Linked DNA regions of Homo sapiens: regions 2, 3 and 4 are each linked to region 1. The links are chromatin loops, found by intact Hi-C in ENCODE. Cell type or tissue: endothelial cell of umbilical vein. All regions are shown on one strand. Each heading gives the region's core, and the rest is flanking DNA. Links, peaks and the distances in the headings are about the cores only.

Evidence for each region. A loop is a pair of places that touch in the nucleus more often than their neighbours do. Peaks named below come from ENCODE experiments on the same cell type or tissue, not always from the same donor. Only the 100,000 strongest peaks of a DNase experiment are listed, where the experiment ranks them.
Region 2: it touches region 1 in a loop (4-fold over the local background); 15 of 110 quality-filtered maps call a loop at or near these places.
Region 3: it touches region 1 in a loop (2.3-fold over the local background); 10 of 110 quality-filtered maps call a loop at or near these places.
Region 4: it touches region 1 in a loop (2.0-fold over the local background); 5 of 110 quality-filtered maps call a loop at or near these places.

The regions. Positions count from the first base shown.
Region 1 is chr7:6,248,135-6,255,792 of GRCh38, forward strand. All of the region lies in intron 1 of CYTH3 (cytohesin 3), which reads right to left. Among named protein-coding and RNA genes, the nearest start is that of CYTH3, 21 kb to the right of the region's middle. RefSeq lists an enhancer at 2,392-2,551. In endothelial cell of umbilical vein, for the core only: no CTCF peak of the experiment used is centred there; a DNase peak (open chromatin) is centred at 4,407; H3K27ac peaks cover 510 bases.
Region 2 is chr7:6,155,722-6,163,379 of GRCh38, forward strand. It overlaps USP42 (ubiquitin specific peptidase 42), which reads left to right. Exons shown (of 18, transcript NM_032172.3): 16 at 1,033-1,334; 17 at 3,729-3,772; 18 at 4,834-5,843. The coding sequence ends at 3,736. It overlaps CYTH3 (cytohesin 3), which reads right to left. Exons shown (of 13, transcript NM_004227.4): 13 at 6,058-7,658. Among named protein-coding and RNA genes, the nearest start is that of USP42, 55 kb to the left of the region's middle. In endothelial cell of umbilical vein, for the core only: a CTCF peak has its summit at 4,644 (motif pointing right); a DNase peak (open chromatin) is centred at 4,670.
Region 3 is chr7:6,319,451-6,326,430 of GRCh38, forward strand. No RefSeq gene overlaps it. Among named protein-coding and RNA genes, the nearest start is that of FAM220A, 26 kb to the right of the region's middle. RefSeq lists an enhancer at 3,801-4,301. In endothelial cell of umbilical vein, for the core only: a CTCF peak has its summit at 3,721 (motif pointing left); a DNase peak (open chromatin) is centred at 3,701.
Region 4 is chr7:6,298,562-6,306,219 of GRCh38, forward strand. No RefSeq gene overlaps it. Among named protein-coding and RNA genes, the nearest start is that of CYTH3, 30 kb to the left of the region's middle. In endothelial cell of umbilical vein, for the core only: no CTCF peak of the experiment used is centred there; no DNase peak of the experiment used is centred there.

The DNA.
Region 1 (7,658 bases), core at 1,712-6,711:
CTCTGCCTCAAAAATTATATCCCCCTCCTATTTTCTTTTGGAAACATGTTGCTTTATTCTTTATTTCTGAACAATAGTATTTAGACCCATCCTCCCCCAACCCCCCCCCAGCCAAAAAAAAAAAAAAGAATAGCTGGACCTCCTCCTCAGAATGCTGCTAAACGTTGGTGGGTTTTTATTGTTGCTGTTTTCTAACTCTAAGTTTATAGGCTGGAGGATGCATATATAAACTGCACTGCCTATTCAGAGATGTGGTCCATCTTCAAGGGAACGTCAGCTCTGGGAGCCTCCTTCTCTGAGCCTATCGTGTTGCTTTTGTTTTCTAGTTTCTGCATCTAACTCTCCCTGTCTAGACCTGGCTTCCACTCCAGATGGGTGGGATGCCACCCAATGCACCAGGAAGGAGGACTGTGGCGCCCAGGAGAAGCTCTAGCAGTTTTGAGCGTGTTGAAGCCGCGTGTGTCCTCTGGCCTCCCAGTTCAGCTGCTCATCAATATCGCTGCTGCACAAGCCCACCCCGGCTGCCCGTGGCCACTCAGGGTCATCAGGCCTCCCTCGCTCTCTGCTCTCCCAAATTAGCACAGCCAACACCACATCTCCATATGTTCCTCACAACCCTGCACTGAGTTCTAAGGAAACAGAGTGATGAGTCAGGCCCTGGTATTTCTTCACCCTGATCCCACTATCTATTCTGATTCAGCTTTTCATCTCTCTTTTTCTCAATCACTTCCATGGGGATCTGGTGATTCAAGGGAGGGGAGGTAAGAAGTGAGACAAAGCCTAGTGCCCAAGTCACATCTTCCTGGAAGTTGCCAATGACCATTTTTCAGTGTTCTATCTTCTGAATTCTTTTGATGTCAGCTTTCTCTGTTTCTATAGAAATTTTATTTTAAATTTTCTCTTTCACGCTGTTGGGTTTTTTCATCCATCTGGAGGTCCTTGCTGTTTGTACACATTTAAAAATGCGATGAAGCTAGCTATGTCTTCCTTTGGTGTTGCGTGTAGGTAACTTTTCTCACTCGATTTCCCTTTCAAATGGGAAGGTTCACTATGTTCTGTGTTTGTGAGCACAGCTTGTCCACTGGAGGGCTTCTCTTGGGGATGAAAAAGATAGGGCCCTTTACTGGAGAAGCCGCATAAACAAAACAAACAAACAAAAATGTTAAAAAGCTTTACTTGGGGTGTTGGTACACACCCATTGAGTTCCAATTCTCCCCAGGCAAGGAATCCAATCTCTGTAAAGAAAATTTGCTTATGGGTAAAATGCTGTAGACTCCTCAAAACAAGAGGAACAGGAAAGGACAGAGAAGAGTGTAGAAAACCCTCCCAGCACAGTGGCTTCGGAGGGCCTTTGAATTCTCCTTATTTGCAGCACAATTTCCACGATCACCAACAGAACCCAAAATCCAAACACTAACTAGTCTGAGCACAGCCCCGTGAGGGGCTGCCCAGAAGCTGCTCCTGCTTACTCTAAACCCTCCTTCTGTTTTATCTGCTTATAGGTTTCCCATTTGTAGTTTCCTTCCAAAAGTGTGTTACACTCTATCCTTTGCAAAAGGTCCCTTCCCAGGCTCTTTTTTCCCCACCTACGTTGAGATACAATTGACAACTAAAAATTGGATATATTCAAGGTGTACATCTCGATGTCTTGATTAAGGAGACACTGTGAAATGATGACCACAGTCAGGAAGATTAACATACCTCTCGCCTCACATAGTTACCTTGTGCTTGTGTAGTGAGAATACTTAAAATCACTCTGCAAATTTCAAGCATACAATACGTTATCTCTAACTGTAGTCACAGGGCTGTACATGAGGTCTCCAGAATTTATTCATCTTACAAATGCAAGACTGTACGCTTTGACCAACTTCTCCCCACTTGCCCCCCATCCCAGTCTCTTCCCTGTCATTTGTCGAGATTTTGGGGTGAACAGGGGATGGAAATTTGTTGTCCTATGTCCACCACTGGGATCACACTGGAATCCCCGAGAAGTAGACTCTTCACGCTTCTGTTAACAGATTTCAGTATGGCTCCCTTGGGGAATTCTGTTTCTTGAACCCACTATTGGTCTTCAGAGAGAGTAAAAACTTTCTACAGACAACATGATTCTACTCCAGATGCAACTGTTCATAAGATTATCAACTAAAGGATTTCAATAGCAAGGATTTGATGTGGTCCTTCAAATAATACGGGTTAAAATAAACTTCAACCTTTTCAATAGGAAGAAAACACAAGCAAACCTAAAAACCTTCAAGATAGCACACAGCCACAGATTCAACCATGTGACAGAGGTGAGCAAAACCTCTCTGACCACTCCCAACACTAAAACCAATCCAAGTCTCAGTTCCACCCACAGGAGAAGCACAGACACTGACACTGAATCGAGCTGCAACACGGATGAACCTGGGAAAATGACTCATGCCACAACATGGATGAACCTGCTGAGTGAAAAATGCCAAACACAGAAGACCACATATTCTATGATTCCATTTACGTGACATGTCCATGGAAACAAAAAGTCAATGAATGACTGCCAGGGGTTGCAGAGGAGGGGATGACAGCTAATGGGGCCCAGGTTCTTTTTGAAGTGATAAAAATGTTCTAAAATTAGATAGTGCTGATGGTCGCACAACTTTATGAATATACTAAAAGCCATTCAATTGTGTAATTTAAAAGGATGACTATAATGGCATGTGGATTATAGTGATTTCTAAAAAGAGAATAGGTGCTTTATTACCAAATACACTGAAGGTGCACAGTCCCTCGCTCCTGTAATATTTCACTGGATCAGAAATTACTTCAGAGCACAGGGTCTCTGCTACAACACAGAGCAGCAAACCAATCATACATAAATCTGAGAAGAGCCGGGCTCAGTGGCTCACGCCTGTAATCCCAGCACTTTGGGAGGCCAAGGCGGGTGGACTGAGGTCAGGAGTTCAAGACCAGCCTGGCCAACATGGTAAAACCCCATCTCCACTAAAAATAGAAAAATTAGCTGGACGTGGTGGCGGGCGCCTGTAGTCTCAGCTACTTCAGAAGTTGAAGCAGGAGAATCGCGTGAATCCAGGTGGCGGAGGTTGCAGTGAGCCGAGATCACGCCATTGCACTCCAGCCTGGGCAACAAGAGCGAAACACCGTCTCAAAAAAAATAAATAAAATAAAATAAATCTGAAAAGAAAGCTATCAGACTATTCTTTTTTTTTTTTTTCTTTAAAGGAGTAATAATGAGGCAGGAGAGAAGGAGGGGAGACATGTAGGAAGTTTCTTGAAGGGCTACAAAAGCGTTTCTTTCAGTGGGAGGCAGAAAATCAAAACGTGTGAGAAGCATGGAGACGGAACCCTCTCAGTGTAAAATAGGAAAGGATTCTTCAAAATACCGTTCATGGCGGCGCAGACAGAGCAGCAATCTGTGAAGGACCGCAAAATTCTCCGCCCTTAAATTTGTTCAGTAGTGCTCATATATTACATCCACTGAAGTGCCACTGGTTTATTATTTCCGTAAAGTTTAAACAGCCTTAAGACACTGAACAACATTTTTGTGCTGAATAATAAATATGTTTATGACTGATGCCCTGAACCACGGAAACGTAAAAAAGAGCTTCTAAAAATAGAGTACAGGACTTCAAAGAGGCCTGTCCATAAAATCAAATCTACAAAGAATAACTCAGATGGTTACCACAGAATCGCATGAGTTCTTCACAGGCACCATTGGTATTTAATAGTCCCCAAACAGGACGTCTGGCTACAATTACAAGAAATATGAGAAATCTGACCCCCTTAATGTGAAAAAAGAAAAACAAAATGCTTGAGATAAGTATGTGAAAATCACTAGTCTTATGATCATTACATTGATCATAAAAACCACTTTAAAACATAATTCATTTTCAGCTACAGGATGGTGATATGGACCTGGTCCTGTTAAGACAGAGCAGAAGATGCAAATCTTTTATAGAAATTACACTGAAACAGATAGGCAAATGTGGAATGTAGTTTGATTGAACTACTGATTCTGAATTTATTTGCTGTATGGTAAATGCATAAATTTGAGTACTACTGAACAAATTTAAGAGAAACTGGCTTTCTTTCACAGATCCTTGCTATCTCTATACCAGCATGAACATGAACAGTATTTTGAAGAATCTTTGCCCTATTTTACAAGAGGAGCGTTTAGTTCTCTGGGTTCTCATGCTTTACTATTTTCTGCCTCCAAGGAAAATAATGTGTCAGCCTCACATATACTCTCTGGTTACGTGGCGTGTACATAATTAAAAGGGAAAATTAAAATGCCTTCTAGACTAGTCACGAACAAAATTAATACTTTAGAATGGAATTTAAATCAGTCATCTGAAAGGGAGACTCCGAGACCCTGTTGCTATTTCTTGAATACTTTTAGAGGAGTGTCATTTTTTTTCCCACCCTGCCCTTTCCTTTATTGGCTTTTCATACAATGAGTTTGCTGTGCCCATCACCGGATACATGAACAACAACAAAAAAGCTACAGCTGGATCCTGTATTAGTCTCAGCTGCAGTTAAAGCTCTTTTTTTAAATCAATAGGAAAGTGTTGAGGGAGGGAAGAAGAAAAAGATGCATTCCTGAGAGATTTAAGGTTTAGTCTTCATCCAAGGATCTGACAGCAAAAGTATCTCTTGAAAATTATGTAAATATAGTTTGTCTTACTAAATTTTCCAATTGTTAAGTTCATTTCTTTATAAAACCATGGCCAAATATTAAAATAAAATCCTCACTATGTTAAGCCAGATAACTACCTCCGGATGGGTGTGAGTCTGAGAAACCACTGTGGATGCTTGTTCCAAATTTACCCACACACACATTCCACTGACATCTGAACCACTCCGTAACTCCTTCTGGTTACCAACTTAATCCACACTTACCAAAGAACAAGAAAAATGAATGTCACTTTTACCTTGAATCAAAATGATTTTTAACATATTTACAATTAAAAAATTAAAGAAACTGAAGCACTTATCAATTCTGCTTACACATGCAATCTAGTCTATAGGATGCAAATAATGATATTAGACAATAAGCCTGGACTCTTCAAAAAGGTGTCACGAAAACAATTTTTTTTTTTTTTTTTTGAGACAGAGTCATACTGTGTTCACCCAGGCTGGAGTGCACTGGCAGAACCTTGGCTCACTGCAACCTCTGCCTCCTGGGTTCAAGCAATTCTCGTGCCTCAGCTTGAGATTTCAGGTATGCAGCACCATGCCCAGTTAATTTTTTTGTATTTTTAGTAGAGATAGGGTTTCACCATGTTGGCCAGGCTGGTCTTGAACTCCTGGCCTCAAGTGATCCGCCTGCCTCGGCCTCTCAAAGTGCTGAAATTACCAGCCTGATCCATCGCACCCAGCCACCAAAACACATTTTAAAATTAAAAACAGCCGGGCACGGTGGCTCACGCCTGTAATCCCAACACTTTGGGAGGCCAAGGCGGGCAGATCACAAGGTCAGGAGTTTGAGACCAGCCTGGCCAATTTGATGAAACCCTATCTCTACTAAAAATACAAAAATTAGCCGGGCGTGGTAGTAGGCACCTGTAGTCCCAGCTACTGGGGAGGTTGAGGCAGGAGAATCACTTGAACCCGGGAGGCGGAAGTTGCAGTGAGCCGAGATCATGAGACTGCACTCCAGCCTGGGTGACAGAGTGAGATGCTGTCTCAAAAATAAAAATAAATAAATAAACAAAAGAGGCCAGGTGCAGTGGCAGGCACCTGTAATCCCAACTACTCGGGAGGGTGAGGCAGGAGAATCACTTGAACCCGGGAGGCAGCGGTTGCAGTGAGCCAAGATCATGCCACTGCACTCCAGCCTGGGTGACAGAGTGAGACTCTGTCTCAAAAATAAAAATAAATAAATAAAATAAAAAATAAAGAAAGGAGGCCAGGTGCAGTGGCAGGCACCTATAATCCCAACTACTCAGGAGGGTGAGGCAGGAGAATCACGTGAACCCGGGAGACGGAGGTTGAAGTGAGCTGAGAGATCGCACCACTGCACTCCAGCCCTGGCCACAGAGCAAGACTCCACCTCAAAAACAAACAAACAACAACAAAAATAAGACTGATAAAAGATAACTAAATAGAAGGTGTAAATCTTAATTAGAGCCTAGATAGGTTTAAAAAAAAAAGAAAGCTATAAAAACATTTTGGTAACAACTGGGGAAAGCAGAATGTGTACTATTTTGGAACAATATTATGGAATGACTGTTAGTTATCTTAAGAATGATAACGGCTGTAGTTATGTAGGAGAATGTCCTTAGAAGACGAGTGCTAAAGTATTTCTTTGAAAAGCGTTATGATGTTTGTAACTTTTTGAGACGGAGTCTCGTTCTGTCGTCTAGGCTGGAGTGCAGTGGCGTGATCTCAGCTCACTGCAACCTCCGCCTCCCAGGCTCAAGCTATTCTCATGCCTCAGCCTCCCAAGAAGCTGGGATTACAGGCGCATACCACAATGCTCGGCTAATTTTTTGTATTTTTAGTAGAGACAGGCTTTCACCATGTTGGCCAGGCTGGTCTCGAACTCCTGACCTCAAACAATCTGCGCACCTTGGCCTCCCAAAGTGCTGGGATTATAGGCGTGAGCCATCGCACCTGCCCATGTTTGTATCTTGCTTTCAAATGGGTTCAGTCACACACACACAAATTGTAATACAAAGACAGACAAGCAAATGTGGCCAAATGTTAGCAGCTGGTGAATTTAGGTGAAAGACATATAGGATTCATCGTACCATTCCTTCAACTTTTCTGTAGATTTGAACATTTTCAAAATACAAAGTTGGGAAGAAAAGATATAATAATCATATTGCCAATCATCAGTTATTCCTCAGCCCAAATAAAACAATTCTTCCAACTCACTCTACTCAGTATGTAAAGACAGGCAGGCCAGAGGCTTAACACACTGATGACTAACAGTTTTGAATGCCTACTATTACAATCGTCGAGATTTTTGATAAATTCTTCATATAAATAATTTCACTTCGGTTTTTTAACAGCTTAGGGAGATTAAGTAACTTACACAAAATCACAAGGCTAGAAATGACAGAGCTGCAGATATTTACTTAAAAATATGTCAATACCAAATATTTGTCAACACCAATCAGGCTCAAATGTTTAAACAAACTTATGTAAGCATACAGAAAGTATGAATACAAATTCTCAGAACCATTAACATTATAGATGACAATATTCTGCCTTGAACAAGGGGAATTACCCGAAATATCCTCAATGGCTGACCTGATATAGCAAACAGGGAAAAGTTCTGAAATCCTAATTCCTAGAGACCCCAAGGGAAAAGAGGGCCTCTCCAATCCCACAGGACTAAGACTATTTAGGAAGGAATGGCTACATAGTTATCTCCAGCATGATGCATCCCAACAGAGTCGGCCGTGAAGAAGCTGGGCTGAGGACCAGAAAGGCCCCCACCACAGCACTGCAGTAGTCCTGGGGGTCCAGCACCTCATCAAGATAGGGAGGGAGGGATATGTTGGGGACATCAGGAGAAAACAGCTTCTACTTCAAGTCTCTTATGAAATTAAGGACTTACAGACTCCCTATGTGGGGGAGACGCTCAGGTTAGTGTGACTACCCAAGTTTGACCTTTAATCTGTTTTTTTTTTTTTTTTTTTTTTTGAGATGGAATC
Region 2 (7,658 bases), core at 1,543-6,542, 93 kb before region 1:
TTTTTCAACTTGAAATCCAATTGGGAAATTTGCTTCTGTATTTTTTAAGAGACAGGGTGTTGCTCTGTCACCCAGGCTGGAGTGCAGTGATGCCATCATAACTCACTGCAGCCTTGACCTCCTGGGCTCAAATGATATTTCTGCTTCAGCCCTCAGCCTCTGGAGTAGCCGGGACTGCAGGCGTGTGCTACCATCCTCAGCTAATTTTTTATTTTTGTAAAGACAGGATCTCACTATGCCGCGCACGCTGTTCTCAAACCCCTAGACTCAAGCGATCCCAAAGCACTGGGATCACAGGCATGAGCCACCTCACCTGGCCTGTTTTTGTATTTTTAAAAAGCTAAATTGGTTGGTGATTGTCTTGAAAATGACGTATCCATGATGAGATGGATGAGCAGGAGCAGAATTAGTAATTTTAGTTGACATCTCTTGAAACTGAAACCCTGGGAAAGATTACCAAAAGCCATATGGAAAATAGGCAGTGGTTATTGGAGGGAAAAATAATATTGCTGCCAGGTGTCTCAGGCACATGGGAGGGAAGGAGGCTTAGTATTTCCTTTCCCTTCAAGTAACTACTGGTTTCGGGAAAAGTTAGCAGAATCCTCCCTGCAGTGTTTGTCCAACAGCCTTAGTTCCTGAGAAAGCTGAAGCAGAGATGGGACTGTTCAGGATGGAGCTAAAGTTGGTGAATTTATGGCCCTGGACTGAAACAGTCATTACAGTGAAGGCAAACTTGTTAAATTTTTGAGACAGGGTCTTGCTCTGTTGCCCAGGCTGGAGTGCGGTGTTGCAGTCGTAGCTCACTGCAGCCTCAATCTCCTGGGCTCAAGTGATCCTCCTGCTTCAGCCTCCCGAGTAGCTGGGACTACAGGTGTGCGCCACCATACCTGGCCTACGTGGCTAATTAGATAAGAATTGTGCGTGTCTGCACAGTGAATGTTCTCGGTGAATGGGTGGAAAGGCCAAGCTCCAGGGTCTGCTGCTGGTGGTTTTGTGTTTTAGGGTTTTGAATTCTGGCTTTTCCTTCTGCAGGCATCAGCAGGACTCAGACCTCTCAGCAGCGTGCTCTGACGCTGACCTCCACAGACACAAAAAAAAGAAGAAGAAAAAGAAGAGACATTCAAGAAAATCAGAGGACTTTGTTAAAGATTCAGAACTGCACTTACCCAGGGTCACCAGCTTGGAGACTGTCGCCCAGTTCCGGAGAGCCCAGGGTGGCTTTCCTCTCTCTGGTGGCCCGCCTCTGGAAGGCGTCGGACCTTTCCGTGAGAAAACGAAACACTTACGGATGGAAAGCAGGGATGACAGGTGTCGTCTCTTTGAGTATGGCCAGGGTAAGAGGAGATACTTGGAATTAGGAAGATAGAAACTATTTCTTAATACATTTTCTTTGCAAAGGTGATTAACATGTAGAAAGAAAACCTCAGGTGGCATCAAAGGGCACAGTTACTCAGAGCACCCCTGCCCTGCCTGGTCTGGCCTCAGTGCTCATCCCTGCAGTGTGGTTCCGTTGCACAGTTAAGCCCTTAGCGTTTATTGAAGGCCTAAGTGACACAGGACTGAGGGCAGCACTACCTGTGTCACCAAAGCCCTGGAACGTACAGCTCTAGGCATCTGACTTTGCCTTGCAAAGGACCAGAACTCTTGGTTTGGTTTGGTTTTATTTTATTTTATTTTATTTATTTTATTTTTTGAGACGGAGTCTTGCTCTATTGCCCAGGCTGGAGTGCAGTGGCGGCGATCTCAGCTCACTGCAACCTCTGCCTCCCAGGTTCATGCTGTTCTCCTGCCTCAGCCTCCTGAGTAGCCGGGACTACAGGCGCCCGCCACCACGCCCGGCTAAATTTTGTGTTTTTAGTAGAGACGGTGTTTCACCGTGTTAGCCAGGATGGTCTCGAGAACTCTTGGTTTTAAAGCATTTTTGATAGAAATACTTTTGCAGCGTATACGTTACTCTCCCGAATCCTTAAACCTGTAGCATTCTGAGTGCACCCTGATGCTCGGTACTGATTTGCTCGCTTGGTTCCTTAGAAGCGTGGGCACCAGCCTCTGCTTGAGTGACACTGCAGAGGCCTCCATGTGGCAGAGCGCTGGCTGCCCCTGCCAGGTGTCCTGGATTCTCTTCTGCCCTGTGGGGCTGTGTCTCCGTCCTGTGGCCACACGCTGTGCTCTTACTGCACTTGAGGCAGCCCCCCACTTCCTCTCCCGTTGGTGTCCGGTGACCGCTCACCCTCGAGAGGAGCTGTGAGCCTGTTAGAAGCGGATGTCACTCGAGTCAGTGGACCTAGAGCGGAGGCTGGCAAACTGCAGCCCTGGGGCCAACTTCGGCCAGTCACCAGACTTTGTATGAACTTGGAGTTAAGAATGGTTTTAACCTTTTTAAGTGGTTGGAAATAATCCCAAAGAACAATGCGTTTCACATGAAAATGATGTGAAATTCAGACCTCAGTGTCTGTGGCTTGATTGGGGCGCAGCCAGGTGCGTTCCCACGCTGTCTGGCGGCTTCGCTGTCACTGCCTGGCAGAGGTGAGTGGCTGCGGCAGGGCAGGGACCGTGTGGCTCGCAAAGCGGAAAATGTTTATTATTGCCCCTTGACAGAAAGGGTTTGTCACCCCTGCCTGGACGCCCATTGTTTGTGTTCACGTGTGAAGCGCATCCCCTCCTCCCAGGGGCTTTTGACGAATCTTCAGGGCTGCCCTGAGGCCTTTTGCTTCTCGGCTGAGTTGTGGGTTAGGTGGAGCTGTGTGTTCTGGGGAAGGCCTGTCCCTCCCAGCAGCCCAGAGCCAGCATGCATTGTTGATTGAGGGGTAAACGGTCCTTAGAGTGTGTGAGAGAGAGCTGGGGGTTGCGGGGTGAGCCCCATGGGGGACATTTGCCCATGGAGTGCTGGGGAAACAGCCGGAGATGAGGACAGGCACCAGCACTGCCGGTGAGGACGGGTTGCCTGCGGGCCTTGTAGACGTTCTGGACATTTCAGAATTGGTTTTGCGTTCCCATTTCAGCGAATCGGGGAAGGAGATTCGTGAGGGCTGCTTGGTACCCGAGGATCCGAGGATGCAGTGGATGGGCTCATTCTGAGTGTGGTGCAGGCTCCCAGGATCATGGGCTTCCAGCTGGGGCTACTGGGAGACAGTGATGGCCCCCGAGGCAGCTGGTCCAGCGGGAGGGAGGTTGAACGTGATCTTGTTTGCCTCGTGTCTCGGGTGCTGTGGTCAGGCGTTGTCTGTGTGGTGGCCCTGTGTTTCCGTCCCCGTCCCACTGCACCGATGACAGGGTTTGCAGCTGGCGCTTCTGCTGCGAGCAGACTGAGGAGCCTTTCTTGTCCTTCTGAGAAGGCCGCTGCCCGGCCCCGCCTCACCCAGCGTCCTGTGGTCCTGCGGGTCCCCCTCTACCCTGGACTTCGGCCCCTTGTCTTTCTCTTTCAAACTCCTCCTCTGGCTCTGTTCCGCCCAGTTCAGTTCTTGGGCCTGATATCTGTTCTAACATCAGGCTGCGTGTGGGTTGGATGGAGCCCTCAGTCATCACGTAAACCCTTTGACATCAGTAAAACCCTGGGAGCAGCCGCTGAGCGCTGGGACATCCCTGCTCACCTCACTGGGGAGTGGCCTCAGGCGCTCACAGGGAACCGCAGTGACTCTGACCATAGCCACTTAACGCACACACACAGCAGAGGCCCTGGCGATTTTGCAACCATCATTAAAATCTCTTTCCTGACCTTTGCTTTCTAGGTGATTGAAAACTCAGCCTCAAAACAAAAAATTCACTAGTTATGGTAAGCTGTTTTCCTGTCTGTTTCCTCATTGTTTGTGGTGGCGCTGAGGGGACGCAGGCAGAGGAGTTTTAATTCTGCGGCTCTGCCTGGGGGCTGGGCTCATAGGAGTTGGCAGAGCCATGGAGAGGCCCCGGCAGGTTCCCAGCCAGCCCAGACCCAGGCCACGCGCTTGGGGACAGACCTAGACCCTCCACCTCATCACGTTTGCATTACTGGCTGGGGAAGACCCGCATCCTTCACGCAGGCAGAGTCGCCCTGTTCCCTTGTGCCTCACTTGGGAAAAGCCAACCCGGCTCACAGCGGCAGAGCCCACGGGCCTTTGATAAACATCTGGGAAGGGAGAGGCCCGGTCCCCAGCACAGGCACCTCACTCAGGAGAGCGGAGCCTTGCTCCCTCGTCCGTCCCGTCCCCTGTGCTGCTGTCTGCGCCCCGAGGTGGCACTGAGCTGGAGCCAGCACCCCCCCAGCAGCCACCGTACAAAACCATAGGAAGGTGGCCCAGGGCCGGGCGGCAGATCAGGACCTCGGAGCTGTGGGGCTTTGTTGGATCACTTCACACAGCGGTCCTGGGAGAGTCACTGGTTTTATACCTGACCCTTGTGGAGCTAGAGGGGACAGTGAACCATTTTTCCCTTGAAAGGAAACTTTGTCCAAATGTGTCTGTCACATGTAGTCAGCAAGAGGAATTTAAAATGAATTGCCAAGTGAAGAGTCTGTGGATTAATTGGCCGTTAATTAACAGGCTTTATCAATGTGTCCTCAAGGGAGAGGCCCAACCCTAATTAAGGAGCTAAACTTCCTGAGTGAGGGGCTGTGAGGATGGAGGTGGAGGAGGCATCTGGGGCGGGTGGTGGCCGGGCCCAGCAGATGGCGCCTCCCTGGCTGAGCTGCCCGCACCGCCAGTTCCCTCATTTCCACTCAGGAAGGCAGAGAAGGCAGAGTGATCTCCTCAAGGAAGAGCTTCCCCAGCCTTCGGGAGCAGCTGGCAGGGCGTCCGGGAATAAGCCCTACACGCCGCCGCCTGCCTCCAACTCACTAACCCTGCGCCTCTTGTCTTTCAGATTCAACGCGTTCAACAGAAGCCATCCCCAGCCCAGCTTAAATTATAAAGATAGACAATAACTCTGTTCCAATCTGCGTGGTGCTTCTTTAGTAAATACTGTACAGATTTTACCATGGAGAACTTTTTTTTTAGTTTTTACCTTTTCTTAATTACCCTTATTCCGAATGGACGAACACTTTCTACCACTGCTGACCATTGTAAAATACCGTGTATATAAATCCCATTGAAATAATGCCCTGGAATAGAACATCTCAAATGCTGCTTAATTACAGACTCAGGTCGATTACTTGTATTTCATGTAATGTTCCTCCAAGTTAGACATCTGGTGCAAGACCAACCGGGAGACCATGGAATTGTCAAAAGTACAAACTGACAGTGTGTATATTTAATTTAAAGACTTATTTAAAAACTCACAAGCTCTCACCTAGACTTTGGAGAGCAGTCTGTTTTCTGTAATGTCTGATACTAGAAACTAATTTGCTTATTTTAGTTGTATTCAAGATTTGAAGATGTATTTTATAGACAAGTTCTGTTTTTGAACTTTGTGGAACTGTTCCAATCAATCAATTTCCCAGTTATGATGAGTATTTACATTATGAATGTATAACCCAGACATGATTTGTAAAGCCGACAGTATGTTTCTATTACACAACACTTTTTGATACAGCGTCTCTTGTCTTCACTGATACTGGAGTCTCCGTTGTCTGCTTGGTCCCTTCGAGTTTCTAGTTACAGACACAATCATACTGTGATTTTATTTTTAATATGGATATGCTATCAAACTGTGATACACTTATAATTCACTGGTCCTGCATCAGGAGATGGAGTGGGGAAAACTGTATTTAATACAGTTTGTATCTGAATAATCTGTATGGTTTATACAGTTTGTGTTGTTCAGAGATGTTTAAAGTTTGATCTTTGTTTTTCTAAAGATTAAAAAAGCACTTGCCCCACTGTAAATATACAGCATGTAAAATTTCTATAGTATATAAATGGCAGCAAATCACACACTTGGCGTCTTTTTACTGTTGTTTTCCCCATTTGCTTCCAGACTCCTTCCTGTCATCATCTGAATTCACTTTCTTAAAACCTTCAAGTAAGTGCTCCTGCCGAAGTCGGCACCTTCGGCCAGGCCATCCCACCTCGGACGGGCAAAGGAAAATTGGAGGGGTGTTTGCTGGACCCAACAATATCTGTTTTAAAGAACCAAGTCTTAGGCTTGTTTTAACAATACATGTGATTTTTATTTAGTGAACACAGTATCTGCAAGAGCTCTGACAGCCATCCACCCTCCAATCTTACTTCACTTTACAACCAAGTATCAATAGAGGCTGTTCCTTCATGCGAGCTGTGGGAGTATATACATCATTGAATAACAGACACTCCAGAAATCAACAGATGTACATTATTTACATATTACTATATTTACCGCAAATAGAAATATTTTCTAAGAAAAAAAGTCAATTTGTGGTTTCTGGTCTACCACAGACCTAACTTCTCAGCAAAGCATATCTATGTAGATATCTGCGTTTGTAACTTTAAAAATAGGCATTGCTTTCTATGAAGCACTAAGTGCTGCTCCATCTATAAATAGCTCCTATTTTCAGTTTGGTACCACATTAAACTGCCCCAAAATGTTCTGTGACCCCAAAGACACAAAGTTGCTGCTTATCTGGGTCCAGGGTCAGTACAATTAAACTCAAATATGAACCAGGGCGGCCAGCAAGACAGGCTGGAAGGGCTGTGGCAGTCGCCGCCGCCTCCCCGCGGGGCTCCCCTCACTGCCTCCTGGCCTCTGTCTCTGGAAAAAAGTATCTTTGGCCAGAGTTGGGACTAACAATTCAAGCCCTGCGCTCAGACGTCAGGGTGGGGAGGAGGAGGACTGTGATTGTGACGCGGCCTGCCCAGGGTGAGGGACAAAAAACAGATGTGTCCTGTTTCAGGGCCGTCCTGGTAGCGGCTGGCCCTGCGCAGTCACTGACCCAGAGTTTTCTGGACCAGGCCTGCCTCAAGGATCAGCAGGCATGATGGTCGCACAGCCTTCATGCTAATACTGTCCTAACACAGCCTGGAGCTAGGCGATTTCCTTTGACCACAAAGTACCTGGAGTCTAACTCAGCACCACAGCCTCTGCATGGCTCCCAGGTGCCCACCACCTGGCGAAGCTCATTCACAGATGACAGCAAAGGGGGAGCTTGATCATCTGGCGACTCCTTCCTGCTGCTTCTCCCAACACCCAAAACAGAAAGCTCTGCATCCCCAGGTCACACCTGGGTTGGTCAGAAGAAGGAAACAGCTTGTCCGAGCACAACATGCTGACAGAGCTGGCTGTGGCCAGTCTTGGGTGCCGGGCCAGCCTGAGGGGTGGGCACCGCCGGAGCCGGCCGTCAGTGTGTGGTCTGGGTGGGGGTCCAGGCAGCATTTATTTTCATGGAAGACTGGAGGCCAGAGTTGCATATCTACCAGTCAGGCATTTCAAGAACGCTGACTTGCCTTTCTCAGAACTAAAACTTCCGATTTGAGGTATCAGTAACAAAGCCTAAGAACGTGGGAATGAAAGTCTGATGCAGGACAGGGGTTTCTGGCCTCGGACCCCTCTGCAGTCTAGTGTGACTTAAAGCTACATCAAGGTCAGCCGCAGGGAGGCGAAGGGCCCGCAGCCGCTCGGCCTCCACTTCAAGGCAACTCAAAGAACAGTCTCCGCTGCTGAGAAGGAAACCTAGGTGCACAAAGTCTGAGGTTTTGTCTCTGGACTGGGCATTTTGCACAGGAGTACAGATGCCCTCCAGAGGGTGCAGATTCAAGGTGTGTGTGCCTATGCAG
Region 3 (6,980 bases), core at 657-5,656, 70 kb after region 1:
TTGTACTTTATGCGTACTAATACAGTAGTCACTGGCTGCATATAGCTATTGAGCACTTGAAATGTGACTGGTGTAAGTGGGGAACTGAATTTCAAATTTTATTTATTAAAAATTAGCAGCCAGGCGGCTAGGCGCAGTGGCTCACGCCTGTAATCCCAGCACTTTGGGAGGCCAAGGCGGGCGGATCACGAGATCAGGAGATCGAAACCATCCTGGCTAACACGGTGAAACCCCGTTTCTACTAAAAATACAAAAAAAAAAAAGTTAGCCAGGCATGGTGGCGGGCACCTGTAGTCCCAGCTACTCAGGAGGCTGAGGCAGGAGAATAGTGTGAACCTGGGAGACGGAGCTTGCAGTAAGCCGAGATCGCACCACTGCACTCCAGCCTGGGCAACAGAGTGAGACTACATCTCAAAAAAAAAAAAAATAAATAAATAAATAAATAAATTAGCAGCCAGGCACAATGGCTCACGCCTGATCCCAGCACTTTGGGAGGCTGAGGAAGGTGGCTCATTTGAGGTCAGGAGTTCGAGACCAGCCAGGCCAACATGGTGGAAACCCACGTCTCTACTAAAAATACAAAAATTAGCCGGGCATGGTGGTGCGTGCCTATAATCCCAGCTACTTGGAACGCTGAGGCAGGAGAATCGCCTGAACCCAGGAGGTGGAAGTTGCAGTGAGCCAAGATCGCACCACTGCACACCAGCCTGGGTGACAGAGTAAGACTCCATCTCAAAAAAGTAAATAAATAAATAAATAAATAAATAATAATGATAATAATAATAATGAAAGACAGTGGTGCCAGGCACGGTGGCCCATGCCTGTAATCCCAGAACTTTGGGAGGCTGAGGCAGGCGGATCATGAGATCAGGAGATCGAGACCATCCTGCCCAACATGGTGAAACCCCATGTCTACTAAAAATACAAAAATTAGCCGAGTGCGGTGGTGCACGTCTGTAGTCCCAGCTACTCAGGAGGCTGAGGCAGGAGAATCACTTAAACCCAGGAGGCGGAGGTTGCAGCAAGCCAAGATCGCACCACTGCACTCCAGCCTGGGTGACAAGAGGAAAAACTCTGTCTCAAAAAATAATAACAATAATAAATAAAAGACAGTAAGCTGAGTGTGATGGTTCATGCCTGTAATCTCAGCACTTTGGGAAGCCGAGGTGAGAGGATCACTTGAGGCCAACCAAGAGGTTGAGACCAGCCTGGGCAACATGGTGAGACACTCCCATCTCTGCCAAAAACATTAAAAATTAGCCAGGCATGGTGGCAAAAGCCTGTAGTTCCAGCCACTCAGGAGGCTGAGGCAGGAGGATCACTTGAGCCCAGGAGTTTGAGGCTGCAATGAGCAATGTTGGTGCCACTGCACTCCAACCTGGGTGACAGAGTGAGACCCTGTCTCAAAAAACAAACAAGCAACTCCCAGCTCTGCCAGTTCTGAGCAGTGACCTCACCTCCATGTCTTCAGCAGGAAAATGAAAACGACTGCTTTTCAGGACTGTTCTGAAGATGAGATAATATTACACCCAGCAGCTTCACCACCTGTTCACACCTAGAGGTGGGAGCTCAATGAATAGCTGCTATTAGCTGTTAAGATCATCAGTTGCCTGACTGCAGATGAAATATTCTTAGGAATTATGCCACTATTGTCAGTTTATCTCTTAATAACATATATTAGAAGAATAGTGAATATGGGAGAGAACTATGTGCATAAAGATATGAGCTTTTATAACAGAAAGATATGATTTTATAATATACTTATACCTGGCCAGACGCAGTGGCTCATGCCTGTAATCCCAGCTCTTTGGGAGGCCGAGGCCGGAGGATCACCTGAGGTCAGCAGTTCAAGACCAGTCTGTTCCAACATGGTGAAACCCCCATCTCTACTAAAAATACAAAAATTAGCCAGGCACGGTGGCTCACGCCTGTTATCCCAGCACTTTGTGAGGCCGAGGCAGGCAGATCACGAGGTCAAGAGATCGAGACCATCCTGCACATGGTGAATCCCCGTCTCTACTAAAAATAACAAAAAATTAGCTGGGTGCGGTGGTGGGCGCCTGTAATCCCAGCCACTCGGGAGGCTTAGGCAGGAGAAAGGCGTGAACCTGGGAGGCGGAGGTTGTGGTGAGCCGGATCTCGCCACTGCACCCCAGCCTGGGCAACAGAGCGAGACTCCATCTCAAAAAAATTAAATAAATAAAAGAAAAGAAAGAGCAATCATTTATTGATGTTATAGAATAATACAATAGCAGTTCTCAATCTTTTTTAGTAGATTCCAACATTTTAAGCATGTTTCACTACAAGCCACAAAAGAAATTTAAAGTTGTGATTTCTATAGTAAAAAATTGACTTTTTTTTTTTCTTGAGATAGGGTCTCGCTCTCCCTTGCAGGATGGAGGGCAGTGGCATGATCACGGCTCATTGCAGCCTCAGCCTCCCAGGTTCAAGCAATCCTCTCACCTTGGCCTCCCAAGGTGTTGGGATTACCAGCATGAGCCACCATGCTCAGCCATAATGGACTTGTTCTGTGTCACAGATTTCCCTGTAAGGGCATCTAAGAGGCTCTCATGCAAAGGAACAGGCTGAGGAGGAACGCACTGTGGGCCCGCAAATCAGCACAGGTCCTCCCTGCCCCTGCCCCATCCACCTGAAAGGGCCCAGAAAAGCTCCCAACATTGGGAGCCTGTGAACATCCTTGGCAGAAGTGAAAATTCTGACCAGCCCACTCTGAAGAAAACTACTGCTCTTTTAAATTTTTATCTTATTTTATATCATTTTATTTATTTTTTTGGTAGACATGGGGTCTCACTGTGTTGCCCAGGCTGATCTGGAATGCCTGGCCTCAAGTAGTCCTCCCACCTTGTCCTCCCAAAGTGTTGGGATTACAGGCGTGAGCCACCACACCTGGCCCTAAAACTACTGTTCGTGTTGGTGCAGTGTGAAAATGTGGTTTCTTACTGAAAGCCATGCACCAAAATAAAAAATAAACACAAAAATACATTTTACTTTTCTATCACATTTATCTTCTTTCTTTAAGCACCACCTATGGGTATTGAATTAAAGAGCTGCAGCTGGGCCGGGTGCAGTGGCTCATGCCTGAAATCCCAGCACTTTGGGAGGCCGAGTCAGGCGGATCACTTGAGGTCAAGAGTTCGAGACCAGCCTGGCCAACATGGTGAAACCCCATCTCTACTAAAAATTAGCCAGGCGTGGTGGTGGGCACCTGTAATCCCAGCTACTCGGGAGGCTGAGGCAGGAGAATTTTGCTTGAACCTGGGAGGCAGAGGTTGCAGTGAGCCGAGATCGTGCCATTGCACTTCAGCCTGGGCAACAAGAGTGAAGCTCCGTCTCAAAATAAATTAAGTGAACAAATAAATAAAGAGCTGCAGCTGGGTTGGGTACAGTTGTTCACACTTGTAATCCCAGCACTTTGGGATGCCAAGGTGGAAGGATTGCTTGAGCCTGTTATTTGGGGACCAGTCTGGACAACATAGTGAGAACTTATCTCTACAAAAAAATTTTAAATTTAAAAAAGGAAATAGTTACGATCTTGTTGTAAGGTTTGATACATTACACACACTTGCGTTAACAACCCATACTAAACTAAGTCTGACGTTTTTATGTTAATTTTTGCTTAAGAATTTGGCTAAACAAAATAACCATAAAAACATCCCAAAACAGCACACTCCCTAGGTGAACACATGGCTCCCTCTTGTGGTCAACGCGAACCTCACGGGCACAGCCCCGGGGCTTTCTTCCCAACCTCATCCACTCCTCCCAAATTATTATGCAGCCACATAAATTACCATGAGATTCACAAAACAGTCTATCCGGCATCAGCGTTCCATCCAGTGCAGCCTGCTTCAGTCTTTCACCTTCAGAGGGAGGTGAGACTTTCGCATTCTAGCTTAAAATTTGCCCAGAATAAAGGTCACTTAAACTAAGTGATTACTTGGCATCCTCCAATGACACATGACCTCATCTGCCAACTTAAACACAATATATATAAATATATATGCCCGTATCACTTCAAAAATAAGCATTATTAGGCCGGGCACAGTGGCTCACACCTGTAATCCCAGCACTTTGGGAGGCCGAGGCGGGCGGATCACTTGATGTCAGGAGTTCAAGACCAACCTGGCCAACATGGTGAAACCCCATCTCTATTAAAAATATGAAAAAATTAGCCAGGTGTGGTGGCACATGCCTGTCATCCCAGCTACTCAGGAGGCTGAGGCAGGAGAATCTCTTGAACCCAGGAGGCAGAGGTTGCAGTGAGCTGAGATTATGCCACTGCACTCCAGCTTGGGCGACAAGAGTGAAACTCTGTCTCATAAATAAATAAATGAATAAGTTAGTTAATTATAATTAAGAGATGGGGGTCTCCCTATGTTCCTCTGGCTGGTCTGGAACTCCTAGCCTCAAGTGATCCTCCTGCCTCAGCCTCCCAAAATGCTGGGACTACAGGCATGGGCCACCCTCCCCAGCCAGGAGAAGCTGATTTTAATGGAAATTCCAAATGCTTAAACATTTTTAAATTCACGTATTTGCCAAACCTTGCTTTTACACCGTGCAGTAGGAAACCATGAACATTTGTTTAACAATGAATCTGCCTGTGACTTAACCTACTCCTCCCACTTTCCCAAAGGCATCACAACACAAAGCTAAAAAGCACTGTTCTCCTACGGCCGCATTCTCAATTTCCAGATGAATTAAGACACGGAACAAAGCACCTGCATTTAAAATCAACCAAACTCCCCTCTTTTCTCAGCTCACCCTCACATAATAGGTTTTCCTGAACAAGCATGAGTCATAAGTCTTGGAATATGGGAGTGTGAAAAGAAATACTGCTTTCTGGCTGGGTGTGGTGGCTGACACCTGTAATCCCAGCACTTTGGGAGGCTGAGGCAGGCAGATTGCTTGAGCTCAGGAGTTGGAGACCAGACTGGGCAACACAGTGAGACCCCGTTCCTACAAAAAATTAAAAAATTACCCGGGTGTGGCAGTGTATATCTGTAGTACCAGCTACTCAGGAGGCTGAGGTAGGGGGATCACTTGAACCCAGGAGGTGGAGGCTGCAGTGAGCTATGATTGCACCACTGCACTCCAACCTGGGCAATGGAGCAAGACCCTTTCTGAAAAACAGAAACAGGGCCGGGTGCGGTGACTTGTGCCTGAAATCCCAGCACTTTGGGAGGCTGAGGCGAGCAGATCACGAGGTCAGGAATTCAAGACCAGCCTGACCAACATGGTGAAAACCTGTCTCTACTAAAAATACAAAAATTAGCTGTGCACGGTGGCGGGCGCCTGTAATCCCAGATACTCAGGAGGCTGAGGCAGGAAAATCACTTGAACCCAGGATGCAGGGGTTGCAGTGAGCTGGGATTGTGCCATGCACTCCAGCCTGGGCGACAGAGCGAGACTCTGCCTCAGAAAAACAACAACAACAACAAAAACAGAGCCTACTTAGTAATCTTCCAATTACTGATCTTTTTTTTCTTAGAGCATAATCAGAACTCTTTGTGGGGTTTTTGGGGGTGTTTTTGACATAGGATCTCTTCCTGTCACCCAGGCAGGAGTGTAGTGGGGGCAATCACAGTTCACCGCGGCCTCAATCTCCCAGGCCCAAGTGATCCTTCCTCAGTCTCCTGAGTAGCTGGAACTACAGATGCGCGCCACCACATCCAGCTAATTTTTTGTATTTTTGTAGAGATGGTCTTGCTATGTTGCCCAGGCTGGCCTAGAACTCCTGAGCTCAAGTAATCCACCTGCCTCTGCCTCCCAAAGTGCTGGGATTCCAGGTGTGAGCCAGTTATGCACCACCCAGAATCAGAACTCTTAGGAGGCAAACAAGGAAAAACAAAACAGGTTGAATCCACTGCCTTAAAAACAACTAAAAGCAAGCCAGGCAGAGTGGCACTCATGCCTGTAATCCCAGCACTTTAGGAGGCTGAGGCAGCAGGAACCCGGGCAACATATCAAGACCCCCATCTCGATATAAAAATAGTATATATATATACATCCGAGTGAGGTGGCTCACACCTCTAATCCCAGCACTTTGGGTGGCCAAGGCAGATGGATCACTTGATGTCAGGAATTCAAGACCAGCCTGGTTAATATGGCGAAACCCCGTCTCTACTAAAAATACAAAAATTAACTGGGCATGGTGGGGCGCCTGTAATCCCAGCTACTCAAGAGGCTGAGGCACGAGAATTCCTTGAACCCGAGAGGCGGAGGTTGCGGTGAGCCGAGATTGTGCCACTGCACTCCAGCCTGGGTGACAGAGCGAGACCCTGTCTAAAATAAAATAAACAAAACAAAATGCAATAAAAATAAGAAAGCATCACACTCAAGGACTTCTCAGACACAACAGGCCACCTGGAACATGCCCCCCCAACTCAACCAAAACACTTTGTTAAAAGTCTTGATATACCTTGATAAAGCAAGACTACTGATTGCAGAAAAAAAATTATCCTACGAAGTTTACCATTCCTAAGCAAGCACCTTTGAAAATCTATTCCAAATGTTTCTCATACAGACTACAGCTCTCAATGAATGGTTTGTAGGGCTTAAAGGGCAAATGAAAGTAGTCAGATTTTTTTTTTTTTTTTTTTTGAGACAGAGTCTTGCTCTATTGCCCAGGCTAGAGTGCAATGGCACGATCTCGGCTCACTGCAACCTCCGCCTTCTGAGTTCAAGCGATTCTCCTGCCTCAGCCTCCTGAGTGGCTGGAATTACAAGCGTGCACCACCACACCTGGCTAATTTTGCATTTTTAGTAGAGACGGGGTTTCACTGGTCTCAAACTCCTGACTTCAGGTGATCCACCCACCTCGGCCTCCCAAAGTGCTGGGGTTACAGGCATGCACCACTGCGCCCAGCCGTCAGATGTTTTTTTAAATTTATCTGATTAATGATGGTTTTTAATTTTTTATTATTTTTTATTTTCCTGAGACTGAGTCTCTGTCACCCAGGCTG
Region 4 (7,658 bases), core at 1,680-6,679, 50 kb after region 1:
TTGGCCAGGATGGTCTCGATCTCCTGACCTCGTGATTCACCCGCCTCGGCCTCCCAAAGTGCTGGGATTACAGGCGTGAGCCACCGCACCTGGCCCCCAGCTTTTATTTTTATTTTATTTTATTTTATTTTGGGACGGAGTCTCACTCTGTCATCCAGGCTCCATCTCAGCTCACTGCAAGCTCCGCCTCCCAGATTCACGCCATTCTCCTGCCTCAGCCTCCCAAGTAGCTGGGACTACAGGTGCCCGCCACCATGCCCAGCTAATTTTTTGTATTTTTAGTAGAGACGGGGTTTCACCGTGTCAGCCAGGATGGTCTCGATCTCCTGACCTCGTGATCCACCAGCCTCGGCCTCCCAAAGTGCTGGGATTACAGGTGTGAGCCACTGCGCCCGGCCATTTTTTAAGAGTGAGAGTCTCTCTATCTTTTTATTTTATTTTATTTTATTTTATTTTAAGTTCTGGGATACGTGTGCAGGATGTGGCAGGTTTGTTACCTAGTTAAACATGCTCTATCTCTTTAAAAAATAAAAAATAAAAGACCGGGCACGGTGGCTCACACCTGTAATCCCAGCACTTTGGGAGGCCAACGTGGGCAGATCACCTGAGGTTAGGAATTCGAGACCAGCCTGACCAAGATGAAGAAACCCTTCTCTACTAAAAATACAAAATTAGTCAGGCATGGTGGCACATGCCTGTAATCCCAGCTACTCAGGAGGCTGAGGCAGAGGAATCGCTTGAACCCGGGATGTGGAGGTTGTGGTGAGCCGAGATTGCACCATTGCATTCCAGCCTGGGCAACAAGAGCGAAACTCCATCTCAAAAAAATAAAATAAATTTTTAAAAACTGGGCCCGATGAGTCACTCCTGTAATCCCAGCACTTGGGAGGTCAAGGTGGGAGAATCACTTGACCCCAGGAGTTCGAGACCAGCCTGGGCAACGTCGTGACACCCTGTCTCTACAAAAAAAAATTAAAATTAGCTGAATGTGGCTAAGCTAATTTTTAAAAAATTAAGATCATAGTTCACTTAGGCTTCCAAATCCCGTCCTCAAGTGTTCCTCTCACCTCAGCCTCCCAAATAGGTAGGCCTACAGGCATGTGCCGCCATATCAGACTAGTGTTTTTTTTTTTTAATTATTAAATGGTGTGCACCTGTAGTGTCAGCTATTTGGGAGGCTGAGGCAGGAGGATGACTTGATCCCAGGAGGTCAAGGCTGCAGTGAGCCCTGATCATGCCAGTGCATGCCAGCCTGGGTAACAGAGTGAGACACTGTCTCCAAAAAAAAAAAAGAGAGAGAGAGAGAGAGATGATCCCCATGAGAGGATGTGGAGGCCTCATATGTTGCTGAAGGGATTGTAAAATGGGGCAGTTGCTATGAAACACGATCTGGCAGTTCCTCAGAAAGTTAAACATAGAATTACCGTACAACCCAGCAATTCCACTCCTAGGTACATACCCAAAAGAGCAGGAAACAGGTGCTCAGACGAACACACATACACACAAGTTTAAAGCAGCATTATTCACAATAGTCAAAAGGTGGAAACTTCGCAAATGTCCATAAATGGACAAACAGATAAACAAACTGAGGTATACAAACCATAGAATATTTCTCAGCCATAGAAAGGAAAGAAGTACTGACACGTGCTACCACGCAGATAAAGCTCGAAAACATTCTGCTGAGTGAAAGAAGCCAGAGGCAGAAAGCTACACATTATACAATTCCACTTATATAAAATATCTATAATAGGGCCAGGTGCGGTGGCTCATGCCTGTAATCCAAGCACTTTGGGAGGCTGAGGTGGGCAGATCACTTGAGGTCAGTGGTTTGAGACCAGCCTAACCAAGATGGTGAAACTCTGTCTCTACTAAAAATACGGAAATTAGCCACGCATGGTGGCACACACCTATAATCCTAGCTACTCTGGAGGCTGAGGCAGGAGAATTGCTTGAACCCCAGAGGCAGAGGTTGCAATGAGCCGAGATTGCGCCACTGCACTCCAGCCTGCGCAACACAGTGAGACTATCTCAAAAGATGTAAAATAACATATAAAATAGGCTGGGCATGGTGGCTCACACCCATAATCCCAGCACTTTGGGAGGCTGAGGCGTGTGGATCACCTGAGATCAGGAGTACGAGACCAGCCTGGCCAACATGGTGAAAACCTGTCTCTACTAAAAATACAAAAAAATTAGCCAGGTGTGGTGGTGGGCACCTATAATCTCCGCTCTTCGGGAGGTTGAGGCAGGAGAATTGTTTGAACCTGGGAAGTGGAGGTTGCAGTGAGCCAAGATCACGCCATTGCACTCCAGCCTGGGTGACAGAGCGAGACTCCATCTCAAAAAAAAAAACCTAACAAAACAAAACAAAACAAAAGAACTACCCAGGCATGGTGGCATATGGCAGTGGTCTCAGCTACTGGGAAGGGTGAGATGAGAGGATCACTTGAGCCTGGGAGGTCAAGGCTGCAGTGAGCTATGATTACATAACTGCACTCCAGCCTGGGCGACAAAGAAGGACCCTCTCTTAAGAAAAAAAAAAAAAAAAGCCAGGCGCGGTGGCTCACGCCTGTAATCCCAGCACTTTGGGAGGCTGAGGCTGGCGGATCATGAGGTCAAGAGATGGAGACCATCCTGGCTAACACACTGAAACCCCGTCTCTACTAAAAAAATTAGCTGGGCGTGGTGGTGGGCGCCTGTAGTCCCAGCTACTCAGGAGGCTGAGGCAGGAGAATGGCATGAACCCCAGGAGGCAGAGCTTGCCGTGAGCCGAGATCGTGCCACTGCACTCCAGCCTGGGCGACAGAGCAAGACTCTGTCTCGAAAAAAAAGAGGCCGGGCACAGTGGTTCACGCCTGCAGTCCCAGCACTTTGGAAGGCTGAGACGGGTGAATCACCTGAGGTCAGGAGTTTGAGACCAGCCTGACCAACATGGTGAAACCCCATCTCTACTAAAAATACAAAATTAGCAGGGTGTGGTGGTGCGTGCCTGTAATCCCAGCTATTTGGGAGGCTGAGGCAGAAAACCCTGTCTCTACTAAAAGTACAAAATTAGCAGGGCATGGTGGTGCATTCCTGTAATTCCAGCTATATGGGAGGCTGAGGAAAAAAAAAGAAAGAAAGAAAAAAAGCAGGATAAAAGAATGTATATATGGGCCAGGTGCTATGGCTCATGCGTGTAAGCCCAATACTTTGGGAGGCCAAGGCAGGAGGATAGCTTGAGCCCAGGAGTTCGAGACCAGCCTGGGCAACAAAGTGAGACCCTGTCTCTACAAAAAATTTTAAAAATTAGCCAGGCATGGTGGTGCACACCTGTGGTCCCAGCTACATACGAAGCTGAGGCAAGAGGATCGCTTGAGCCCAGGAGATTGAGGGCGCAGGGAGCCATGATCGTGCCACCACACTCCAGCCTGGGTGACAGAGTGAGACTCTGTCTCAGGAAAAAAAAAAAGATAATAATACAAGACAATAATAAAAAGAAAAGGGTTACATGTACAATATTTCCAACAAAACAGACCGAAATAATAACATTGGTTACTTTTGGTAAAATGACTTTAATTTTCCTGCCTCTATTTTCCTGAACTTTCTATATATTCTGCTATGTGGACATACATTCTAATAGTCAAAAAAATAAACTTTAGTTTTTAAATGCAGACTGGTTGAACAAAGGAAGAATTGCAGTTTCCACTGTAGCCTTTCTCCATAGTTGAAGGATGCAAGTGAAAAAATAAAACACAATGCTTTCAAATATAGCAACCTCCCTTAGCGATCTTTTCAGAGATGAGAAATTGTTCTCTGAAACAATTTTTTAAAAACAGTATTTACAGTCTGGGCAACATGGCAAAACCCCGTCTCTACTAAAAATACAAATATTAGCCGGGTGCGGTGGCACATGCCTGTAGTCTCAGCTACTCGGGAGGCTGAGGCAGAAGAATGGCTTGAGCCCAGGAGGCAGGGGTTGCAGAGAGCTAAGATCGCACCACTGCACTCCAACCTGGGCAACGGAGTGAGCCCCGTCTCCAAAAAAAAAAAAAAAAAGGAAAAACCGCATTTAAGAAAATATTGAAAATAAAGGTCATGCATGTTTATAGCATCCTGATTTGTCATCGTGTTTTGTTTTAGCCTGCCCTTACTCTCTTTAATTCCGCCATGAATCTGCAAGACATAGCCGGGGTGCAGCTAAAATTTCGCCTTTGCTAATAACTTAGTTTATGAATGTTACAAATATAACTGGTTTGTAAGAGAGAAAGCAGATTCTTGGCAAAAATTGAATGTCTCTTAAGATGGGCTTAATTAAAACAAAACACTCTAAATAAAATATCTCATCAGCACACATGAAAATTTTAGAAGCTGAATATGACAAAGTAGGTTTAAAGACATTAAGAATATTTAAAGCAAACATTCTTCTGTTTAAAGAGTCCCAAAATATGTCCGGGAGTACACAAAACATCAAGACCACAGAACAAAGACTCTGTGCTTGAAATTGTTAAATGCACCTTAAAAAGAACAAGAAATATGACTGTAATCTCGCTGAGATTAGACAAAACCAGGAAGGTGATAAAATAACAGAAGGAAGTACCTTTCAACATAAGAATTTTCAGCTTTATTCAAGAGACCTTAGCTCTAAAAAAAAAATTAAAAAAAAAAGTGACAGTGGCAAGTAGCCACATTCGAGGCAAAACTTAATGGTTAAAAGACAATTTAAGAAGTTATTTCCAGCCAGGCGCAGTGACTCACGCCTGTAATCCCAGCACTTTGGGAGGCCAAGGCGGACGGTTCACCTGAGGTCAGGAGTTCGAAACCACCCTGGCCAACATGGAGAAACCCCTCTCTACTAAAAATACTAAAATTAGGCCGGCATGGTGGCTCACGCCTGTAATCCCAGCACTTTGGGAGGCTGAGGAGGGTGGCATGAGATTGGGAGACCAAGACCATACTGGCTAACACGGTGAAACCCCATCGCTACTAAAAATACAAAAAAAATAGCCAGGCATGGTGGCGGGTGCCTGTAGTCCCAGCTACTCGGGAGGCTGAGGCAGGAGAATGGCTTGAACCAGGGAGGCGGAGCTTACAGTGAGCGGAGATCGCACCACTGCACTCCAGCCTGGGTGACAGAGCGAGACTCTATCTCAAAAAAAAAAAACACAAAAAATACAAAAATACAAAAATTAGCCAGGCATGGTGGTGGGCGCCTATAATCCCAGTTACTCGGGAGGCTGAGGCAGGAGAATCACTTGAACCTGGAAGGTAGAGGTTGCAGTGAGCCAAGATCATGCCACTGCACTCCAGCCTGGGCAATAGAGCCAGACTCCATATCAAAAAAAAAAAAAAAGAAGTTATTTCCAGTTTCCCAGTTAGAAAAGGCTTTCTTTATTTGTTCAGTTTATTATGAAGTTTTACTACATTTTCCAAAGTGATCTTAGCCACATATCATGTAAATAACAAAGAACAAAGTTCTCCCATTTGAATTTCTGAAACAGATGAGATTTATAGGGGCTCCTCTTGGAGTTTCATATTCCAAATGGTCAGTTAAAAACAACCTCTGAAGAGCAACAACCTTTAAAATGTATTTGCCAAAAAGCAAGCATTACATTTTTTTTAAATTTTTTTATTTACTTTTTTTTCTTTTTTTTGAGACGGAGTCTCGCTCTGTCGCCCAGGCTGGAGTGCAATGGTGTGATCTCCACTCACTGCAACCTCCACCTCCCAGGCTAAAGTGATTCTCCTGCCTCTGCCTCCCAAGTAGCTAGGATTACAGGCGCCCGCCACCACACCCAGATAATTTTTGTATTTTTAGTAGAGATGGGCTTTCACTATGTTGCCCAGGCTGGTCTTGAACTCCTGACTTTAGGTGATCCACCCACCTTGGCCTCCCAAAGTGCTGGGATCACAGGCGTGAGCCACAGTGCCCTGCCACATTTTTATTTATTTATTTTTTTAGAGACAGGGTCTCACTCTGTCACTCAGGCTGGAGTGCAGTGGCACTATCACGGCTCACTGCAGCCTCGACCTCCTGGACTCAAATGATCCTCTCATCTCAGCCTCTTGAGTAGCTGGGACTACAGGCACATGCCACCTTGCTTGGCTATTCTTTTTTTTTTTTTTGAAACGGAGTCTTGCTTTGTTGCCCAGGCTGGAGTGCAGTGGCTCGATCTCTGCTCACTGCAACCTCCGGCTCCTGGGCTCAAGCGATTCTCCTGCCTCAGCCTTCCAAGTAGCTGGGATTACAGGTGCCTTCCACCACGCCCAGCTAATTTTTGTATTTTTAGTAGAGCCAGGGTTTTGCTATGTTGGCCAGGCTGGTCTCGAACTCCTGACGTCAGGTGATCTGCCCACCTCAGCCTCCCAAAGTGCTGGGATTACAGGCGTGAGCCACTGTGCCCGGCCTTTTTTTTTTTTTGAGATGGAGTTTTACTCTTGTTGCCCAGGCTGGAGTGCAATGGCGAGATCTCGGTTCACCACAACCTCTGCCTCCCGGGTTCAAGAGATTCTTCTGCCTCAGCCTCTCAAGTAGCCGAGATTATAGGCATGCACCACCACACCCAGCTAATTTTGTATTTTTAGTAGAGATGGGGTTTCTCCATCTTGATCAGGCTAGTCTCGAACTCCAAACCTCAGATGAACCACCCACCTTGGTCTCCCAAAGTGCTGGGATTACAGGTGTGAGCCACTATGCCTGGCCTATTTTTTTTTTTTAAGTAGAGACGAGGTCTCGCTATGCTGTCCAGCCTGGTCTTGAACTTCTGGCCTCAAGCAATCCTCCTATCTCATCCTCCCAAAGTTCTGGGATTACAGGCGTGAGCTAACAAACCTGGCTGCCAAATGTTTAAGTAGCAAATGTTGCAATTAAATATATCATTTTTAATCTTTATATCTGGAATTCTCAGTGCCTGAAAGGGTTCATGTATGATTTTTCCTAGATGGGTAGACTCCAAATATTTACGTTTCCCAAGTAAACATCCTACTTTTCTGTTTCCAAATACATCAAACACTCTTGAGTATTATCACATTCTTTACCCTTTTTTTCCAGGGAGGATCTTGGGGGTGTGCTGGGATAAAGTGAGCTAAAGTATTTCATTACAATGACTTCCATGTCCCTAAATGTTGGTGTTTTTTGTTTTTTGCTTTTTGCTTTTTTTGAGACAGAGTCTTGCTGTCACCCAGGCTGGAGTGCAGTAGCATGATTTCTGCTCACTGTAACCTCCATCTTCTGGGTTCAAGCGATTCTCCTGCCTCAACCTCCTGAGTAGCTGGGATTACAGGCACGTGCCGCTATGCCCAGCTAATTTTTTTTGTTTGTGTGTTTTTTGGAGACGGCATCTCACTCTGTCGCCCAGGCTGGAGTGCAGTGGCACAATCTCAGCTCACTGCTAGCTCCGCCTCCCAGGTTCACGCCATTCTCCTGCCTCAGCCTCCCGAGTAGCTGGGACTACAGGTGCCTGCCACCACGCCCGGCTAATTTTTTGTATTTTTTTAGGTAGAGATGGGGTTTCACCATGTCAGCCAGAATGGTCTCAATCTCCTGACCTTGTGATCCGCCCACCTCGGCCTCCCAAAGTGCTGGGATTACAGGTGTGAGGCACCACTCCTGGCCACCCAGCTAATTTTTGTATTTTTAGTAGAGACAGGGTTTTGCCATGTTGGTGAGGCTGGTCTTG